Regions from separate parts of the Homo sapiens genome. Here region 1 is linked to region 2. The links are chromatin loops, found by intact Hi-C in ENCODE. Cell type or tissue: breast epithelium. All regions are shown on one strand. Each heading gives the region's core, and the rest is flanking DNA. Links, peaks and the distances in the headings are about the cores only.

Region 1 (2,819 bases), core at 108-2,607, 54 kb after region 2:
TGAATAAGTCTCATGAGATCTGATGGTTTTATAAGGGGAAACCCCTTTTGCTTTGTTCTCATTTCTCTCTCTTCCTTGCCGCCACATAAGACATGACTTTGCTCCTCCTTGCCTTCCACCATGATTGTGAGGCCTCCCCAGCCATGTGGAACTGTGAGTCAATTAAACTTCTTTCCTTTATAAGTTAACCAGTCTTAATTAGCTGGGCGTGGTGGCGGGCACCTGTAATCCCAGCTACTCAGGAGGCTGAGGCAGGAGAATTGCTTGAACCCGGGAGGCAGAGGTTGCAGTGAGCCGAGATTGAGCTGTTGTACTCCAGCCTGGGCAACAAGAGCAAAATTCCATCTCAAAAAAAAAAAAAAAAAAAAAAAAAGTTAACCAATCTAAGGCATGTGTTTATCAGCAGCATGAAAACTGACTAATACATCTGTCAATGGACAACTGCACTGTTTCCACCTCTTGCCTATTGTGAAGAATGCTGCTAGGAACATGGGTGTACAAATCTCTTCAACGTCTTGCTTTCCATTGTTTTAGGTATATACTCAGAAATGGAATTACTGGATTATATGGTAGTTCTATGTTTAATTATTTGAGGAACCACTATACCATTTTCCAAAGCAAATTCATCATTTTACACTTTCCCCTGAAGGGCACACAGTTACCAAAGTCTCCACATCCACGCCAACATGTGCTGTTTTTTTTTTTTATTATAGGCATCTGACTGGGTGTGAAGTGGTATCTGGCTGTGGTTTTCATTTGTGTCCTAATGATTAGCGATGCTGGGCATCTTTTCATGTGCTTTCATGTTTTTCTTTGGAGAAATGTCTATTCAAGTCCTTTGCCCATTCTTTAATTCATTTGTTTTTCATTGTTGAGTTGTAGGAGTTCCTTATACATTTTGGATATTAACTCCCTATCAGGCTGGGCGCATTGGCTCACACCTGTAATCCTAGCACTTTGGGAGGCTGAGGCGGGTGGATCACCTGAGGTCAGGAGTTCAAGACCAGCCTGGCCAACATGGCAAAATCCCGTCTCTACTAAAAATACAAAAGTTACTCGGGTGTGGTGGTGCTACTCAGGAGGCTGAGGCAAGAGAATCACTTTAACCTGGGAGCTGGAGGTTGCAGTGAGCCAAGATCACACCACTGCACTCCAGCCTGGGTAACAGAGCAGGACCCTGTCTCAAAAAAAAAAAAGTGTCTGTTGATGCACAAAATATTTAATATTAACAAAGTTCCATTTATCTATTTTTTTTCTTTTGTTGCCTGTGCTTTTGGTATCAAAACCAAGACGTCATTGCAAAATCCAATGTCATGCAGCTTTTCCCCTATGTTTTCTTCTAAGAGTTTTATAGTTTTAGCTCTATGTTTAGGTCTTTGGTCCATTTTAAGTTAATTTTTGTCTATGGTATAAGGTAAGGGTTCAACTTCATTATTTTGCATGTAGATATCCAATTTCTCAGAACCAATTGTTGAGTAAATCATTCTTTTTTTTTCTTTTTGTGAGATGGAGTCTTGCTCTGTCACGCAGGCTGGAGTGCAGTGGCACTCACTGCAATCTCCACCTCCCGGGTTCAAGCAATCATCCTACCTCGGCCTCCCGAGTAGCTAGGATTACGGATGTGCACTACCATGCCCAGCTAATTTTTTTGTATTTTTAGTAGAGATAGGGTTTCACCATGTTGGCCAGGCTGGTCTAGAACTCCTGGCCTTAAGTGATCCACCCACCTTGGCCTCCCAAAGTGCTGGGATTATAGGCGTGAGCCACCGCGCCCAGCCTCATTCTTTATAATTTACTTAAACACAGATAAACACAAAAGCTATGATTGTTGTTCTTACAGAACTGTAAGCCAATACAAATTAAACACAAAACAAACGACCAGTAAAATTCAAACAGCACTAAATTAACATAAGTGATGATGTCATTTTGCTGAAACTAAGTCCCCCATTACTCAGCAGTGGCACAGTGGGTTTGGTGGGTTGTTCCACCGGGGTTCTCCATTGGAACCATGGCCAGAATGCATCTGTCCGTGGTAGCCTGCCTCTGTTCTGCTGAGACAAACACAAACACCTGTGACCACGAACCCACGTGGCAGTGTGCACTCACACATGTGTGACCAGGAACCCACATGGCAGTGTGCACTCACACCTGTGATCATGAACCCACATGGCAGTGTGCACTCACACCTGTGGCCACAAACCCACATGGCAGTGTGCACTCACACCTGTGGCCACGAACCCTCATGGCAGTGTGCACTCACACCTGTGTGACCACAAACCCACATGGCAGTGTGCACTCACACCTGTGTGACCACAAACCCACATGGCAGTGTGCACTCACACCTGTGATCATGAAACCACATGGCAGTGTGCACTCACACCTGTGATCATGAAACCACATGGCAGTGTGCACTCACAACTGTGACCATGAACCCACATGGCAGTGTGCACTCACACCTCTGACCACCAACCCACATGGCAGTGTGCACTGACACGTGTGATCACGAACCCACGGGGCAATGTGCACTCATATGTAGTCATCCGGGTGGACCAGCATCAAGCATTTAAGTTATCAGTGACATGAAACTCCCAAAACTATTCTTGTAAGGGAATTGAAGGTGTTGAAAATATGCCTGAGGCCCTCGGGGAGCCCAGGTTAGAAACCCTGAGTTAGGCAGATGTAGCACACAGGCCTTCTAGAATGAATTAGGCGCACAGTGGCTTTTCCACGGCGTTAAAGGGTTCCGTTTACAAATGTAAACAATTGTCCTTACGGTTACATAGCTGTGCCCTGCAGATTATGTGTGCGTAAGACACAGC
Region 2 (2,819 bases), core at 227-2,726:
GGGGCACCCACTGATACAATCTTTCAGAGACTGATTGGTATGAAAACCCTGAAAATGGGCCGGGCACAGTGGCTCATGCCTGTAATTCCAGCACTTTGGGAGGCCGAGGCAGGCAGATCACCTGAGGTTAGGAGTTTAAGACCAGCCTCAACATGGAGAAACACTGTCTCTACCAAAAATACAAAATTAGCCACGCATGGTGGTGCCTGCCTGTAATCCCAGCTACTCAGGGGGCTGAGGCAGGAGAATTGCTTGAACCTGGGAGGCAGAGGTTGTGGTGAGCCAAGATCGTGCCATTGCACTCCAGCCTGGGCAACAAGAGCGAAAGTCCGTCTCAAAAAAAAAAAGAAAAGAAAAGAAAAGAAAGAAAGAAAACCCTGAAAAAGTCATCACCTTGGACTTAACAACTCTACCTATAGAAGACCAGCAGACAAGTGAACTAACATAATGGAAAAAGATGTTCATCCCAGTATTGTTTATGGTAGCAAAAAAAAAAAAAAAGAAAAAAGAGAAATGTCCAGCAGGGAATTGGTTAAGGAAGAATTATGTGATAGAATAATTTTCATCTATTAAAAATTATGCCATAGAAAAACATGTATCAGCATGGAAAAAATGTTCATAATGTATTGGTAAGAGAAAAAAACAGCTGACAACAGAATCATATATAAAAAAACACATATTTTTGTAAATCTGTATCTGTCTGAAAATATACATAAAGAAAAACTAGCAGAAAACATATCAAAATGCTAATAGTGGACAGGTGATTATGCATTTGGGTTAGACTTTTCTTGAGTTTTTCTGTGTTCTTCAATTTATCTGCATTGAACAAGCATTACTTGTTTTTTTAAAAAAAATAATAATAGCCACTATTTTAAAAGAAATAAAAAAGATAAATGGCACCTCAGGGTCCAGAAAATAAAAGTCTTATGGTTAAATGAATGACTTTTGTGTGTAACACCGTAGAGATCGTTTAAGCACAAATAAAAAAGACAGATTGCTTATAGAATTGGGGAAGATGTGGGGCAAAGAATCCTCTCACAAACTTCTGGTGGGGACGTGAATTGACAATAATCTTTTTGCAAATCAATTCATCTGTATATATTAAAACTTTAATGTGCATATCCCTTTGGGCAATAGCATCCTTGGGAATCTGTTCCATGGACACAAAAGCAGCAGTACATAGGGGTATGGGGACGTGAGTGTGACAGTGAGTATGCCTGGGCCACAGTGAAAGACCCTCACTCAGGGTGAGCAAAGGGCAGTATGCTTACACCATGAACTTCTATGCAACCACGAAAGAGCAAGTGAGTTATACAAGATGGCCTGGGGAATTGCTGTAATGTATGAAGTGAGGAAATCAAGATACAGAAAAGTGTTATGATTTGATTCCATTGTCAAAAAGACAAGCATTGATTTTGTTGAAAACTCTACAGTATATGTATGGGACTTTGTGGATGATTAAATGAGCCTGGAGAAAAGATGTTACCACTGTGTACCTGGGGTAGCAGGAGGTGGATGTAGCAAAAAAAAAAAAAAGAAAGAAAGAAAAAGGAAAATGAAATAATGATTCACAATTTTGAAAAGTATTTACCAAAATCCAATGTATGCAAAATAATGTACTGGGGGTAAAGAGATGCATAGAAAAAGGCATGAAAGGATGTGCTCTAAAACATCAATGGTGGCAATACCAAGGTGGGAGGATTTCACATGATTTTTACTTTCTTCTTAATACTTTTCCATAATGCTTGATATTTTTACAATAAGCATGTATTTTAACAAAATCATAAAAATATAAATAACAATAACTTATTTGTGGGTGGCGGGAAGCAACACGTCTACTCCCACCTCTCTCTCCCAGCAAATCTATTGAACTAAGTTTAACAGTGATGCTATAGGGCATTTCAGGATTGAAGACTTCTCTTCATTTCTTACTAGTCCTATTAGTTCAGGGAAAACAGGGTTTATTCTTCAACTCAGTTGTGCTTTAACTAACTTATTAACAAAGCCTCTGTATTTTCTCAAAAATAAATATAATTTTCCTATTGCCTACATGAATTTGTGACCTAGAGGAATTTTTAAAATGTGAATAACAAGAAAATTTATAATATTTTCCTTAATCTGAATGAGATCCTGTACCTTCAGTCACACATTCCTGAAGCTGGAGCAACATGGTTCTGAAATCCAACATTTAAAATAAGACAAAAGAAAGAGGACTCAGTATCCTGGACCCAGCCTCTTTACTCTTGACCATCAGTCTTTAGCTGACCCTTCTCCATACCTGCACCAACCTAGGGATTACAAAAGGGTCAAAGTGAAGTCTAGACCTGGCCAGCAGGAATGTGCACCAGCCTGGGGGGCATATGTAGGACCCCAGCAGCTTTGAGCCCACACTCATCCACCACCTTGATGTCAACTTGACTTGTTGTCATCGCTGAATAGAAAAATTCAGACATGGGATGGAGAGGATTGGGAGGAGACTTCAGGGTGAGAGACAGGCCTGAGGGAAAGACTTCCTGAGTGTTAGAGGAGTGATGGATGCTGCATTTGTTTCCTGGGGTTGCCATAACAACTGCCACAGATTGAATGATTAAAATAACAGACATTTATCATCTCACAGTTCTGGAGGCCAGGGTTGGTTCCTTCTGAAGGATGCAAGGGAGAATCTGTCCCATTCCTTTCTCCTAGCTTCCGGGGGTTTGCTGGCAGTCTTTGACATTTCTTATGCATTACCCCAATCTCTGCCTTCATCTTCACATGACATTTTCCCTTTGTATCTGTCTCTGGGTCCAAAAGTCCCTTTGTAAAGACACAGTAAGATT

The links. Hi-C counts contacts between places; a loop is a spot of excess contacts. Peaks named below come from ENCODE experiments on the same cell type or tissue, not always from the same donor. Only the 100,000 strongest peaks of a DNase experiment are listed, where the experiment ranks them.
Region 1: it touches region 2 in a loop (24-fold over the local background); 2 of 110 quality-filtered maps call a loop at or near these places.

What each region holds. Positions count from the first base shown.
Region 1 is chr11:64,415,637-64,418,455 of GRCh38, reverse strand. It overlaps LOC105369341 (a long non-coding RNA gene), which reads left to right. Exons shown (of 4, transcript XR_001748069.2): 2 at 91-153. It overlaps LOC124902689 (a long non-coding RNA gene), which reads right to left and starts at 320. Exons shown (of 2, transcript XR_007062720.1): 1 at 1-320. RefSeq lists enhancers at 1,759-2,259, 2,260-2,760. In breast epithelium, for the core only: no CTCF peak of the experiment used is centred there; no DNase peak of the experiment used is centred there.
Region 2 is chr11:64,469,692-64,472,510 of GRCh38, reverse strand. No RefSeq gene overlaps it. Among named protein-coding and RNA genes, the nearest start is that of LINC02724, 22 kb to the right of the region's middle. In breast epithelium, for the core only: no CTCF peak of the experiment used is centred there; no DNase peak of the experiment used is centred there.